Linked DNA regions of Mus musculus: region 1 is linked to region 2. The links are chromatin loops, found by intact Hi-C in ENCODE. Cell type or tissue: heart. All regions are shown on one strand.

The links. Peaks named below come from ENCODE experiments on the same cell type or tissue, not always from the same donor. Only the 100,000 strongest peaks of a DNase experiment are listed, where the experiment ranks them.
Region 1: it touches region 2 in a loop (2.5-fold over the local background); 2 of 42 quality-filtered maps call a loop at or near these places.

What each region holds. Positions count from the first base shown.
Region 1 is chr2:154,887,717-154,895,716 of GRCm38, reverse strand. Eif2s2 (eukaryotic translation initiation factor 2, subunit 2 (beta)) reads left to right here and starts at 2,811. Exons shown (of 9, transcript NM_026030.2): 1 at 2,811-3,027; 2 at 7,357-7,534; 3 at 7,910-8,000. The coding sequence starts at 3,013. In heart, a CTCF peak has its summit at 3,059; a DNase peak (open chromatin) is centred at 2,826; H3K4me3 peaks cover 2,637 bases; H3K27ac peaks cover 1,934 bases; H3K27me3 peaks cover 422 bases.
Region 2 is chr2:155,069,738-155,077,737 of GRCm38, reverse strand. Ahcy (S-adenosylhomocysteine hydrolase) reads left to right here and starts at 3,241. Exons shown (of 10, transcript NM_016661.3): 1 at 3,241-3,373. The coding sequence starts at 3,346. It overlaps Gm39966 (a long non-coding RNA gene), which reads left to right and starts at 3,564. Exons shown (of 2, transcript XR_866885.2): 1 at 3,564-3,788; 2 at 4,032-6,694. Gm45609 (a long non-coding RNA gene) reads right to left here and starts at 3,226. Exons shown (of 3, transcript XR_001783519.2): 1 at 1-3,226. In heart, a CTCF peak has its summit at 3,625; DNase peaks (open chromatin) are centred at 3,287 and 3,517; H3K4me3 peaks cover 2,690 bases; H3K27ac peaks cover 2,146 bases.

The DNA of each region.
Region 1 (8,000 bases), 180 kb after region 2:
CTCACTATGTATACTGGGCTGGCCTCAAACTCAGAGAGCCACTACTGCCTGGTTTGTTTGTTTCTTTATTTTGTTGTTGTTGTTGTTTAAGACAAGATCTCACCCCATCCTCTCGGGATCCATATTCTGGCCCACAACTCTGGCTGCTTTCCTAGAGGTCACTCCAGCACCAGGGACCCCAGACAGGAACTTAGCATAACTGTCATCAGAGAGGCCTCATTCAGCAACTTATGGAAACAGATGCAGAGACCCACAGGCAAACCTTAGGCAGAGCCTGGGGAATCCTGTGGAAGAGGGGGAGGAAGGATTGTAGGAGACAGAATAGTCAAGGACACCACAAGAAACCCTACAGAATCAATTAACTTGGGCCCCTAGGGGCCACAGAGACTGAACCACTAACCAGGGAGCCTGCCACAGAACTGACCTAGTCCCTCTACACATATGTTATAGTTGTGTAGTTTGGTTTTCATGTGGGACTCCGAACAACAGTAATAGGTTTTGCTGCAGACCTTCTGGGTCCCTATGTCTGCGTGGAACGGGGTCTCTCGACGCTGGTGGGCAAAGCTTGGATGAATGACAGACAGACACACACGCAGGAGAGTTTGTGTGGAATCTGAATGTAATTTTACAACTCGAGCATCAGACTTTTTATGCAGAGGACAATAAGGAAGTTGGGTGACATATTCGCAAGGTACAATTGAGGTGACCAGAATCTTACATAAAACAGAGGAATGCAAACACAAAAGGTCTAACCGGAACCACCCAGGATAGAATATATTGATAACAGCTGGGATCAACAAGGGCTCCACCTAAAATTCATTAATCTTAGAAGCCAGGGTCAAGGGCTTCCCGTCCTTGCCACAGTTCCTATTTTAGTCTCTTGTATAGTCTACCTTCTCCTTAGGCCATTGTAAATACGTGTGTATGGGTGTAACTCTGCTATAGTATCTATTCTGGTTTCTCCTTTGGTCTGAAACTTCCTTCTTTTTAAGTGATGGTAAATTCCTGTGTAAGGGAGTGACTTAGCTTTTACAATCTTGCTGAATTCTAAACCCTTGATCTTGGTCAAGGATGCCCTTGGACTGTTGGAACACTGGCGGAAGGCTTTAGCCATGTCAGAGCACTTATAGGAAAATACTGAAAGAGAGCACACGTGGATCCAACTCTAGACTAGTGCGGTAATGGAACTCGGGAATGAAAAATTAATGTATGGGTAGAGAACACTAGACTCCAGGAGGAGAGCTTCCTTGAAACTCTTTTGCCTCATGAGTGACTTTTAAGCCTTTCGGCTTGTCCAGTTGACTCGACCAGAGAGCGTAGCAAGGTTTTCTCTGACTCTGTTGCCTGCCTCTGGGATCCTTTCCCAGAGGCTAGGTGGGCTGCCTCACCCAGCCTTAATAGGATAAGATGCCTCTGGTCTTACTGCAACGAGTCATGCCAGGGCAGGTTGATATCAATGGAAGGCCTCCCCTTTCTGAAGAGAAATAGAGGATGAGTGAATGGGGGGTAGGGGCTGGGAGGAGAAGAAACTGTGGTCAAGATGTAAAGTATATTAATCAATTAATTGATTAATTTAAAAAGATAAAATCTTATGTAGTCCAGGCTGGTTATGAAATTCTGATATTCATGCCTCTACTTCTCAAGAGCTAGGATGGTAAGTGCTACCACACCCAGCTCAGACAGACCATTTTGTAATTCCAGTAGACCAAAACAAAGACAAACTCAGTAATCAGGTATGAATACAAAAATCAATCAAGAAGAACATTTTGCCAACTACAAAAATCACTAAGTACTTTCCCCATCTCTTCTAACGTGAGGGCTTTTTTTCACTAATCATAGATTAATCCTCACTTGATTCTTTTTATGCAAGAAGCATTAAAAACTTGATAATTACTCTCATCTCCTGATAGCATCTACTTACTTGAGCAGTCCCTTCAGTCACCTGAGTGGATCACCTGACGCCCCAGCTGAGCATTCTTTCAAACAGTGGGGCTTTGCAGTTCCCTGTGGTTACAAACACAGGTGTTTTTTTGTTGTTTTGTTTTTTAACTACAAGCGCATACTCCGAGGCCTTCCTAAATGGCAGCTGTATCTCCCCAGGGAAAATAGATGATACATCCAGAATTGTCTAGCAAAGACTCCATAAACAAGGAGTCATGTACCATATAAGGAAGCTTTAGTCAAAAAAGGACACATAATTAATAGTCCCAGATGATTATATCGCCTAGGACGTTGTAGTGTCTTTACTTATATGGTATGAAGTTCGTCAACAAGTTAATTACCTACTCTACACATTTCTCAACATAGCCCCTTTATTGAGCTAGTTAAGACTATTTCGAAGCTTCCTGACAGACTGTAGCTTGCTGGGCTGTTTCTCCTCAGAGGACGGCTTCGTTCCTCGGTCTAACTATGGAAAACCAGGGAAGAATCTTCTGAAGTAAAAAGCTAGAAGGTTAAACTTCTCACGAAGTGAAACGCTTCTACTGAGGTGCATTCCTCGAATACTAGACCGATTCTAGGGGAAAGCGTGAACTCAGCTCCACGGGTTCATATTAGGGTTTCCACTAAGTTAAACCTGAAAAATGGCCCCAAATTCACTTTACAAGCAACACAGCACTTTTCGAACCTCTTAGGTAACCAGCAGCACAAGAACCCGAACATCCTGACATGTTTAAAACAGTCGTGCACGCCCTCGAAACTCCCGAAGCGCACAAGCGCCGGTCTTTTCTAGCCAAACTACAAGTCCCAGTATGCCCGGCGCCGGGGAGTCGCCGAATAACTCGCGCCACGAGAAGCACGTAAGGTTGGCTTTACTGTACGCCTGCGCTTTGGCGAGCTCTGCGCAGGCGCACTTCCAACGTTTGAGAGGAGGGCGGGGTGTCGCTCCCTTTCGCTGATGCAAGAGCCTAGTGCGGTGCTGTGAGAAGTATCGGTGGGAGCTACGCTGACTCCGGGCCGTGAAGCCGACCGGTTTGACTTTTCATCCCTGCCGAACCCGCTCGAACTACAGCCATGTCCGGGGACGAGGTGAGAGGCTGAGCTGGAGTTAGGGCTAAGGACTGAGGCAGGAAGCCGAACCCACACCTGTGTGAGAAGCCGGGCCTGCGGCCTAGCTGTAGCCGGCCGCCATGTGGAGCAGCCCGGCCTAGGCGTCCCGGAGCTGTGGAGCCGGCGAGGACTCTGGATCCTCAGACTTGGTCTCCCTCGGCTCTCCTCAGGGCGGCGGCGAGGCCTGTCTCCCACGGTGATCGGCGTTTCGGAATGGAGAGCGTGTTGAGCCGTCCTCTCGGAAAGGGGTTGAATGCCGAGTTAGTTTGCCCGGCCGCCCCGGCATTCCTTTCCTCACACACATAGCCGCCTCGGCTCTCACGGCTGAGGGGTCAGGGTGCCCTGCGAGGCCCCTCTCGGTTCCGGTGGAGCACCGAGGTTAAAACTTTGTAGGCTGCCTTTTCCGGGCGGATATCTCGCTCCCGTTTCCCGCTCGAGGCCTTATTTCTTAAGACAGGAACCCAAAGAGCCAGAGGAGAAGATATTTTAAGTCTCAGGAAGTGACCACCTTTCGAGAAAAGTTTTCGGGCCCGAGTCCCAAAGTTTCCTTTACAGGCGAGGTGAGCAGGAAGGTCCGGCTGTGAAACTGACTGGGTTTGGATCTCAGAATTTTTCAAGCCCCGTCCCCCGTTTTATTGTGTCTTTTTTTTTTCTTTTAAATCTTTTTGGGTTTTGCCTTTTCCAGATTTATCCTAGTTCACATACCATTAAATGACTTTAAAGAAAAAAGAGTGGTCTTGGCTTAGATATTGCTTAGCATTGGGCCTAGAAGCCTAATCCTAGCCCCAAGGAAGTACTTTACGAAGAATTTGTGACTTACTTGACTTACAGGCCTAGGGGAGGGGTAAGAGGAATAGTTGAAGGTTCTGTGCAGAGTTGGCTTTTGAATGGGCTCTAGAAATGATCAGAATTTTCTCAACCAATGAGAAAACTGATCACAAGGCGTTTATGGTCAAGAAGGGAGAAAGTGCATAGAAAGTGAAGTATTCACTAGTTTGGTTGAAGTAGATGCTGGTTAGTTTATGGAGGACTTAGGTAACTACATTAAGGAATTAGAGATTTGTTTCATGGGAACTAGTTCTAGTTTAAGTTGGTTTCCAGGGTTCAGTAAAATAAATTCCTGTAAGTCCATTTTAGAGATGAGCCAATTGGAGCTTAGAGTTGTACAGTGCCTCTAATAAAATTCCAAGTGCCTGAGCTAGTAATAGAATCCCAGCTCTGTGCAGTATGCCTTCATCTAAATGACTAGGAGGCTCTTGCAAACTCACTAAACTCTGGAAGAGATAGATGTTTCTTGCTTGAAAGACACGTTAGACATTGCTCTTTGCTACTGCATTATGTGTTAGAAAAGTTCAGAAAGTGTTTAGCCTTTATTTCTACTCACGTTCCAGACTTAAAAATAACTACCTATATACAGCTGTGGTGTTCTGTGGTAAAGTGCTTATGGGTAGTAAGAGGTAATAGATAACACATGTAGTAACCAAACTTCGTAACTTAAAAATAACTACCTGTGTATTGTTATATTGTTCTGTCTATTGCTTCTGTGGTAAAGTATGGTGTAGGAAGAAGTAATGTTTAGACTAGTTTAAAGTTTTTTTTTTTTTTTTTTTTTTTTTGGTTTTTCGAGACAGGGTTTCTCTGTATAGCCCTAGCTGTCCTGGAACTCACTTTGTAGACCAGGCTGGCTTCGAACTCAGAAATCCGCCTGCCTCTGCCTCCCAAGTACTGGGATTAAAGGCGTGCGCCACCACGCCCGGCCTTAAAGTTTTATTGTTTTGAGAAATGTTACTCCATAACCAGCTGATCCAAATTTGCCATCAAGTTAAGATATTTTCTCCTCAAAAGTATGTCAGTATCAAGTTTGAGGACAACATCCCTGCCTGCCCCCCTCACCGTCCACCACACACAGTAAAGATAAGACTGAGGATGGCTTATTCTTAGTGTGCTAGGCATCAACAAAACTGAAGTAAAAAAAAAAATTAAATGTTTTGTTGTTGTTTGAGACGGGGTTTCTCTGTGTAGTCCTGGCTGTCCTGGAACTCTGTAGATGAGACTGGCCTTAAACTCAGAGGTACACCTGCCTCTGCCTCCAATTGCTGGGATTAAAGGTGTGCGCCCCCAACTGAGGCTTGATAGGAAACTTTTTTTAAAAATTATTTTATTTCATGTGAATTGTATATTTGCATTTTGCCTACACATATGTCTTTGTAAGGGTGTCGGATTTCCTGGAACAGTTGTGAGGTGCTTTGTGGGTGCTGGGGACTGAACCTGGATCCTCCGAAAGAGCAGCCAGTGCTCTCTGATTGTTGAGCAGTCTCTCCAGCCTCAATATGAAACTTTTTAAGCCAAAGTCTTAATGTGTATCTCAAGCTGGCAAGTGTGATCTTGTGATTTGGGGAGTTCTGCTTTGGGTGCTGACTTAGGTTTTCTGGTTTCCTTATGCAACTATTTTACAGGGATGTGTGAACAAAAATAAGTATTAATATGTTAAACATGTGTTAAGTATTCTAGGAACATAATTACAATGTGGCATAAGATTTCTGAGTGTTTACTACTAGCCTGCAGTCTACTTACTATAGACCTAAATTAGAATTTTCTTGAGGGGTGAAAGGTAACTAAAACTATCATCTGATCATTTTAGGATTTCCCCCTTCTTTGATCTGTCTTGATAAGGTATGATGGGTGTAATAGTGTGTCCCTATAATCCTAGCACTTGGCTTAGGAGTTCAAGACCAGCCACAAAAGCAAACTCAGAAAAAGCCACTAGTAAATCAGGGAAACTTAGACTGGAAAAAAAATGAGTGGATTGTAAGCTCTACCAGAATCAAAGTTTCAATGCCTGGAATTTTGTTTGCCCTTATGCCAAGTCTTCTTCCTACAGTATAGCTGTGTTCTTGACCTCTTTATAACAGATTGCAGCATTCTTTCCATGTGGGATTACCTCAGGCCCTGTAGTAAGTCAGCACTGGACTTGCTTTTGGTATTGGTGCTATATGAAAATTTCCATAATGCCTTGAACAGACTTGTCTGCTATGACAATTTACTTTATTACAAGGTTTCAGTCTTTCGATAGACATAAAGGAATTACAGTTAGTTATTAGAATCAATTTGGGAATTTTAAAAAAAACCAGTTTTGTTATGTCTGAAAAATCAAGTTACTCCTTAGTTGAGGAATCTTCAATGACAGGATCATTGTTAGTTATAACTACAATCAGATAGTTGATTCTCACAGTAACTTTGTCATGGTTGGTATCAGTTATCTCCATTGTACAGATGAAGATGTACAGATGAAGCATAGGGTAACCCACATGAGTTAGAGTCAGGATTGGACGCAAGGTAATTATGCTCCAATGTGCTTTCGATCACTACACAATGAACAAAATGATAAGCTTAAACATGATAGGAAAAAAAATACTTTGGACTTGAATCCAGTTCTGTTTGACTAAAGATTTTGCTTTCTTCACTAGCAGGAGTATGCCCTATATGTTCAAATTATTTTAAGGGATCAGTATAAACAGTCTACAGGTTAGAAATTAATTTTTCACTTGTTCTACAATAGATTTAGATGAAAGTGGCTTGTGAACACTTCACATTACATAGCAAAAAACAGTGAAGGATTCCTTAGAAAAATTTCTTACAGTAAGGGTTGCTGATAGGGTTCCATAAAAGTTAAGGTTGATGTGAATTTCAGCATAAATTTTTAATTTTTTTTAGAATATTTTGCTTACTGTTTTGATAGTTCCATAATGCAGACAATATATCTTTATTTTGTATTTACCTCTAACTTCTCCAAACACTCAACAGATGAAAAATTTAAAAACCAAGTCTTAGATTGTCTGGTGTTAGCATCTACTCAACCTTAAATAAAACGTTTATCATCTGCCTAGACATTGTTGGTCCTCACCCATAAATGAGGGATGCAATATAGGTTGTTGCTAAAGTCCTTTTAATAAATTTCAGGATTTGTTCAGGCCTAAATTTGTTCATGAAAATAAAAATGAAGTTATTGTAGTTTATGATAGCTTACAAATTAAAAGACTTTTGTGAGGTTCTCCCTGTGTTTAATGATGTAAAGGGAGTTAGGTGGGCTTTCTGTAAATTCTGTTTTGTTTTTTTACTGTGTGTATTGCCTGTGAAAGGGAGCCTGCAAATAAGCAAGTACCGGGGAGCAAGTGTGGGATGTCTCCAGCCCCACCTTTTGGCATTTTAATGTATCCTGTTCTTTTAGGAATATGCTTTTTGAGAATAAAGGATATTTGGAATGGGCGCTTCATTAGGAATTATCACTTGGTGTTTTTAAATTAACAGATGATTTTTGATCCTACTATGAGCAAAAAGAAAAAGAAGAAGAAGAAGCCTTTTATGTTAGATGAAGAAGGTGATGCCCAGACAGAAGAAACCCAGCCCTCAGAGACAAAAGAAGTGGAGCCAGAACCAACTGAAGAAAAAGACGTGGACGCTGATGAGGAAGACAGTAGGAAGAAAGGTGAATAGTTGTGGCGGTCACAGTTGTTGTGGAAGCCTTAGCTGCTCCGCTGGATTGGTCGACCTGGAGCCGTACATCGAGGGATAGAAGGTTGGATGGGACAGGGAAGTGGACAAAGTGAAGATAGAGTTGAATAGTCTAAGATTGTGTCAGGGAATGCTCTCTGACATTACATGAGTTTCCTGGTTTTTGGCCTGGGCTCCTAACCAGATCCTTCTAGAAAGCTTGAGTTAGCTTGTCAGTTTCTTCAAAACCATAACTGATGGTTGTGGTAGGACTACCATAGAAGTACTTGAGAAAGGAGCTGGCATAACTCAATTTGGTGCTTGCCTTTTGTTAATTGTTAATAACTGGAAACCTTTAATCTATTTTTAGATGCTTCTGATGACTTAGATGATTTGAACTTCTTTAATCAAAAGAAAAAGAAGAAAAAGACAAAAAAGATATTTGACATTGATGAAGCTGA
Region 2 (8,000 bases):
AGGATTTCAAGTTGGAGGTGGGAAAGGGTTACATAATGAGTTCAAGGCCAGTCTGGATTACACAGTGACAGGAGAGATGGGGGACTGAAGAGAGAAAAGAAAGGGAGAGGACAGAGAAGAGAGAAACAGAAGCAAGAGTGATGGTGTGTGCATATGTGTGCACATAGATGTGTGTGCATTCTTGTGTATATCTATATGCGTGCATTCGTGTGTGTGTGTGTGTGTGTGTGTGTGTGTGTGTGTGTGTGTGTGTGAGTGTGTGCAAGAGAGAGATTGATCAATTTTGGTTCATGGTTTTGTAATTGGAACACTGGAGTTTGTGATAGCTGTCACAATGGAGGCCAGTGAGCACAGTGGAGATTGCATCTTTAGGTTGTGTTTTATTCACACAGTCTCCGTCTGAGATTACAACGGTTTACAAGGATGGGTGGGGAGTGGGGAAGAGGATAGAGGGGGCAGGGGCAGAGTGTCCTAGTTTGCTTTCTTTCTTTTTTTTTTTTAAGATTTATTTATTTATTTATTATATGTAAGTACATTGTAGCTGTCTTCAGACAGTCCAGAAGAGGGGGTCAGATCTTGTTACAGATGGTTGTGAGCCACCATGTGGTTTCTGGGATTTGAACTCCAGACCTTCGGAAGAGCAGTCGGGTGCTCTAACCCACTGAGCCATCTCACCAGCCCCCTAGTTTGCTTTCTGTTGCGGTGATAAACACCAAGTCCAAAAGCAACCTGAGCAAGGAAGAGTTTGCTTCAGCTTACACTTCCAGATATGCATCCCTGAGGGGAAGTCAGGGCCGGGACCTGGAAGCAGGAGCTGAAGCAGAAGCCATGGGTAGCTGCTGCTTACAGGCTTGCTCAGCCTGCTCTCTTACACTCCTCAGAATAAGTACTCAGGGTGGCACCACTCAAGATGGCTTGGTCCTCCCATGTCAATCATTAAGAAAGAAAATGCCTCCACAGGCCTGCCTATAGGCAATATGAATGGAGGAGGCATTGACTCACTTCAGGTCCCTCTTTCCAAGACGATTCTACCCTGTGTCAAACTGACAAGACCAAAACCAACCAACCAACCAAAAAAAAAAAAAAAAAAACAAAAACCTGACCAGGACAGCCTGTTATGTGATACTTTCCTATGAATTATTGTCCAGGCAGGCTCCAGAGGCTCCTAAAATAACACAGGTTGTTGCCACTGTTATTGGTTGTCCACCAGAATTAGACACTTCTTAGTTACTGTTCTGTTGCTATGAAGAGGTACTATAACCAAAGCAACTCTTGTAAAATTAAGATTTTTTAAAAATAAATACATCATTTCCTTCCTTCCTTCCTTCCTTCCTTCCTTCCTTCCAACCACAATTTCCCTCCCTCCTTCCCTCCCAGTCTCTTTCCACCTCCCACTGAATTTACTCCTCTGTTTCTTAAAAGAAAGAATTTGATTGTGGGCTTGCTTACAGTTTCATAGGATTAGTCTATTATCATCGTGGTGGGGCATGGTGGGGATATTTCCAGAGTATGATGCACTCACAGTGCTGGGGCAGTAGCTGAGAGTTACATCCTGGTCTATAGGCTGAAACAAACAGACAGATAGACAGACAAAAGATAGAGAGAGGAGGGAGTTTATACTTGTTACTGTGAGTCTAGTCAAAGATGCATAGCTGGGGAAACGGTAGGTCTTCAGGAGGAGCCTACTACTGTTGAGTTAAATGTTGTCTCCTAAATATTTGTTTATAGTCACAGAGTGGCACAGTCCTCAGTTTTGGTCAGAAAAATCTCCTTTTGTAGCAAATGACAGGTAATGCAAATGACCATGGCTGGTCGAGGTGCTGAGTGTGACTGTCTCAGATCATATCACGCCCTTTCAAAGCTCAGGGGAACACCATAGGAGGAGGAGCAGAAAGAACGTAAGAACTGGATGGAGGGGAGGAGGGTTGTGGACCCACACGGCATGGCCGTTGCAATCAGAACTCACAACTGCAGCTATTTGCCCAGGACCTGCACAACACTGGATCCCCAGCAACATTCAGTCATGGATGGGGGAGGTGTCCCGGGACATTGCTAAAATTCCCTCCTAGGAGACAGAAGCAAAATCTACACCTCCTCCCAAATAAACTGAGGTATGATTCTGCGGAAGATCCTTCTGGGGGAACCGGTGAGGTCAGTGAGCTTCCTGACAACGCATACACAGGTCAGGGGGTACTTACCAGATAGGGGTATGAATGATGCTTTTCCCCAAAGACCACAGCTGGAGACCACACCTCAACCAGCAGGGATGAGGGCCTCGCCAGTAGACGGGTAGCTGGAACCTACTTCCCTGACTACATACTCTAGTCCTTCCCTGAGGTCATGTTCAGTTTAGGCAGAATTGCATATAACAGGAGGTAGGGTGCAGCTGGACACCCAGGAGAAGGTCTTGTGACCCTCCTTGTTACTCCATGAGGAGACAGATAAGTCCAACGGAGGCCAACTTTTTACAAAGGGGCCAACTGAACTCCCCAGAGATGGTATATGCACACAACATGGGGCCTGGTTTCCTTCCTGAAAGCTAGCCGCTGAGAGCCGCTGAGAGAGAAGTCATACTCTTCAGGTGTATAGTCATTGGTGAGTTATCTATGCTCCTGCGGATAGCTCCGCAGTCATTTCCATGTGAGCAGCCTGTGAATCACCAAGAAAGACTACCGAATGAGAAGGTGTTGAGGAGGGGGTGGGGGCGAGCAAGGAAAGGCAAACAGAGGGAGGAGAGAGTGACACAATTGCAACCGGTGATTTTTCTTTCTTTGTTTTTGAGATAGGGCCTCACTCTGTAGCCTCGGTTGGCCTGGAACTAATTAGCGATAGAGCAGACTGGCCTCGAATTTGTGACAAATCTCCTGGCTCTGGCTCCAGAGCGGGAGATTTCAGACACTGTCTCCAGAGTGGGGATTCACAGGCACATACCACTAGGCCCAGCTCTTTACTTTGATCTTGCAAGAGTTTTACAATTGAAGCAGTTAAGGCTCAGGTTAGTAAATTGGCTAGAGTCTAAGAATTCTGCCTTGTTTTGACCTCTGATTCACTGGCTGGACGGATGGGAGAAGAACCGCCTCTCTCCACGCTCCCTCCTAGTCGAGTGCCAGGGGTCCAAAGGCCACAGTGCACAAAATTTATGATTTTTGAGGCAGAGATCAGCCTTGCTCCCGCTCCGCTCAACGCCTCGAGCTAGGCTCCGCCCCTAAGTTTCAGCCCCCAGCAGGTTCATGAATATTCAAATAAGAAGATATTTAAAGACGCCGGCGCCAGGCGTAGATCCCTGCCCCGCGCCGCCCGGCCCCCTTCACTGAGTTCATCAGTCCTAGCGGAAGCGCCGCCAGCATGTCTGATAAACTGCCCTACAAAGTCGGTGAGTCCCAAGGGTTCAGTCCTCCGTGGCGACTCGGCTCCCGTCCTGGGTTTGTTGTCAGTACCGACCTGCGTCTTGTTTAGGTGGCGGCTTCGGGGCGCCCCGGGACCCCTAGAATCGCTGGCCTGGCCGCGCAGGTGCCCGGGGATTGGAGTCCACACGCCGCCGAGAGCCAGGAGTGGGAAACGGCCGCGGACTACAAGTCCCGGCGTGCCCCGCGGTAGGCGCCCAGAGCGGCAGCGCGGGCTGTGATCTTTGGTCGGGCAGCGTGCTCCTGTCGGAGAGACTGGCCATTGGGAAGCGGCCCTAGAGGCCCAGACCCTGGCCCTGGCGTTTGGCGGCTTGGGTGGCCCCTAGCAAGGGCCCACCGTCTTCTGGGCCTTGAGCAGGGCCGGAGAGAGCATCAGTGTTCTAGGTGCTAATGAGGAGAGGCCTGGAAACGGCTAGTCTCGGTGCAACGGGAACTTAGGGTCCCATCTGCTCAATCTCTGGGATATCTAGTGGATGTCTAGAAAATTTGGAGTGGTTAGAAATTACTGTTCGTTTTGTCCCGATTATAGAAAGCTGTCTGAGTAAACACACCTTAACTTGAGCGTTTACAGTGGGATGGGCACTGCCTTATAGCATTATTCTAGACTAACCCGTCTTATTATTGTAGCTCTCCATGGAAGGAACGGTTTTATGTTTACAATGAATATCCAGAGGTATAAAGGGCATTTTCCCAGAATCTTGTAACTGGAAAGCAGCTGGTTAGAATTTGGACTCAGGACATCATGACCTCTAAGCTCATCTCTTCCACTGCTGTCTGTATACAAGGCAATACACTTGAAACAACCCTAATGGAATTTCAACACAATCCAATTCAAACTGTGCCTAGTGACACAAGCTTGTAATCCCAGCCCTGCTATCACTACTGAGGCCAAGGAATCGATCAGCTCATTTCAGAGGTCAGCCTGGGCATACAGTGAATTCCAGACCAACCTGGACAAGATGGGGAGACCCTATCAAAACAAAACTACAAACCAAACAAACAGAAAAACAAAGCAATTCAGGCTGGTTAGCTTTTAAAATAATTTCAATACTCTATTAAATTGGAAAGGGTCCTCAAAGGGAGATGAATGCTATCCCATTACACAGGAACCTAGGGAAGTGGCTTTGCAAATTCTTATTAAGATAGTTAATCAGCCAGCAGGGCAGTTTATTGTCTCCACTGGGTAGATGCTAAGACTGAAGCCCAGAGAGGTTTAAGTCAGTGTTGTCTTGGCGGAAGAGCTAGAATGGAGGCTCGACATACTGTGTAGGGAGGGATTGGGAGGGGGGGGGACCACAGATTGTATGGATGAAGATTGGGAGGGGGGGACCACAGATTGTATGGATGAAGATAAGGCTGGGTTCTTGCCTGTGTAAGGGTGGAGGCATGATTTGCCCATCAAGTAGGGTATGCTGTATGCTAGACCTTACTCGTTTGGCATTTCCTATGATCCTTGGGCTCAGGTTCAAGTTGATTCTCCTTATTTTGAAGAAGTGGGTTTAGAAAGGGTTCCACAGTTCCGTCTGGCGTTATGGGCAGTAGTCAGTTACCATGTGGGTGCAGGGGCTTGAACTCAGGCCCTCTAGAAGAGCAGCCAGAGAGCTCTTAACCACCAAGCCATCTTTCCAGCCCCCTCCTTCCTTTTTCCCCTCTATTTCATTCATTATTTCTTTTTCTTTTTCCTTGTCCTGTACCATCTCTTCATGAATTTTTGCTTATTTATTTTTTTTGCAGCTGGTATGGCCGGTAGACATTTTCTGACTCCTCTGTGCCAGGGCCTGCTGGTCACTGGAGGTATTGAGACCCAGGCACACGGCTGAGACAGATAGGCCCGTATGGTATAGTGTTAGTTTTATGTGAGGAGATCTGCCACTTTTCTCTCCATGGCTACCAGTCCCCAGTCTCATCTCTCCTCACAGGTCTGTGATCTCCTTGCTCCCATTTTGTTTTCCTGCTTTTTGAGCCTCAGCTGGTCTTGAATTCCATCTTCCTTTAGCCTCCACAGCACTGTTTATAGGCACATGTTGCTACAGTTGGCCAGTAGAATCTTTTCTAAAGAGAAATCTGGTCATCAAATAACACCACCTTTGAACCTCTGTAGGTGACCTACCTCACTGACAGTAAAGTCCTGATTTATTTTAAAACCCCTGTTTGAGTCAGTCCACCGATTTTTAGGTTTTTTTTTTTTCCTTCTCATTTTGTTATATGTGTCTGGGTGTTTTGCCTGCGTGTAGGTCTATGCACCACGTGCATGTGATGTGGACAGGGGCCAGAAGAAAGTGTTGGGTCTCTGGAACTGGAGTTGTAGACGGTCGTGAGTCTCCATGAGCTGCTAGGAATTAAACCCTGGAACAGCCAGTCCTCTTCACCATTAAGCCATCTGTTAAGCCCCTCAATTTTCAGATGTGTTGGAGCATATACTGGACCTGGTACTTGGCATGAACCTTCCAGGTTAACTGGCTGTGTTAAATTCCTGCGATGGGGGAGAGATCCGTGTGTCTGAGCAGATAGTGAGGAGAATAAAGTGGAGATAGAAACAGTTGGTAGACAGGAGTGGGGCCTGAAGCCCAGGTAAGGGTTAGGATTTTAAACTTTTAAAAAGTTTCCCACTGGACTATAACCAAGAACTTGCTATGTGAGAACAAAGGGGACCATGAAGCTGCTTTGTTGGCCCAGTTGAGAACTAGTGCTTTAGACGAGCGTGAGATGCTCAGTCAAAACCTTGCTGATGGAGGTGGGGGTATGATGACCCACAACTTTAACCTCAGTCCTCAGGAGGCAGTGGGAGGCAGTTATCTTTTGAGTTTGCAGCTAGCTTGGTCTACATAGTGAGTTTCAGGACAACCGAAGCTATATGATAGGCCCTGTCTCAAAAATAAAAGAACCCAGCAAAAAGAAAAATGGGACAGAGGCAAAAAATGGGAACGAGAAATTTTACAAGGTTTTGGTCGGAGTGGTTGGTTGAATGGTGGTTTCATTTCCTAAAATGGGAAGATTGAGGGTGTTAGGCCAAGGAGTCTGGAGGGCTCGTACTTGATGGTAATAATTGGACATAAGTCTAGAGGTGCTGAGTCAGCCGTTGGATTGTGAGTCTCAAATTCCTGGGAGAAGTTTGCACTGGCGGTAAATACGTGGGCGTCATCTGCACAGGGAAGGTATTCACAGCCATTTGGCTAAATGCCGAGCATTGGATAAGAGCTACTATGGATCCCTGAGGGTTCCTAGAGTTTGCCAGATGAGGAGCAGCCAGGAAGGTAGGAGGGAAAGCACAAGAGAGAATCGGATGCCAAGGAAGGAAAACATTTCAGAAGTGAGGGAGTCCTTAGTGGGGCCCCTGCTCCTGGGTACCTAGGTGATCAATGCAATGGTAAGATCTGAAGGGGTGAGACATGGTGGGGAACCAGGGACAGCTCATCTTTTGCAACAGACAAGAATGTCTAGTTAGCCACAGATGGAGTTTGTGAATGGGAAGTGAATGATTCTGAACCCTTAGTGATTTGTGACGTCATGTTATCAAGGGAACATGGATGGGGAAAGATGTTTAGGGAGAGGAGAAGGGAAGCAAACCTACTGGGAAAATGTAGGATTGCTGGGATGCACCAGTTTACCTCAGGGTCCCCATTCGTAGTAAGCAAGGTGTCTTCCTGTGGCTGTCGGTCTCCTACCTGGTTCAGTGGCTTAGGTACAGTGGAGGGCTGGCTCTAACTAGGTGGGAACTTTGTGGGGTTTTGTGGTTGGTTGTTTTTGAGACTAGGTCTCTGTGAAGCTTAGAATGACCTCAAAATCATGGCAGGCTTTGTAACTCAGCTTCCCTAGTGCTGGGGTTACGGGCATGAAGCCACTCACCCTAGCTTTAAGTGGGAGCTTTGCCTAGCCAGGTCTCAGTCTTAGAGAGCCTCAGATGGACAGTGGAGATCGTGAAGGGGGAATGATAAGGAACACTAGAAATTGACTAAATTCAACGGTTTGGAGTTGGGAATCTATAGGGAGAAGGGACATGGCCAGAGGTGGTTATTTGAAGTTCAGATTTCTGAAGGAGCTGTCATTGTTGATGTCCTGGGGAAGTGGTGTGTGTGTGTGTGTGTGTGTGTGTGTGTGTGTGTGTGTGTGTGTGTGTGTTGAAGGAGCTGTGTTTGTGTAACTCGAGTGAACCCTTCCGTAGGGGTGGAGTGTTGACCTTGGGAACTGTTTGTAGTGCTGGAGGTTCAACTTAGGACCTTGGACATACCCTAGCACTGCTCCTTTGAGATTATTTAATGCAATTTAGGAAACAGAATAATGTATTATTGTTGCTATTGTATTATTATTATTATTATTATTATTTTGAGACAGGGCCTCATGTAGCCCAGGTTGGCCTTGAACTTGCTGTGAAGTCAAGGATTCTCTTCCCCTTGCCTCCATCTCCCAAGTACTGGAATTACAGGCATGTTCTACCACTCTTGGCCTGTGTATTTGTTAAATTATTAAACTATAGCAGCCTCCTCTCTGTTTCACCCTCCGTTTCTTAGGGTGATTGGGAAGACCTAAGGTTCCTCTAAAGATAAAAATCATGGCCTTGGAGGGGTGGCTCAGTTGGTAAGTTTGCCTGTCTTCATA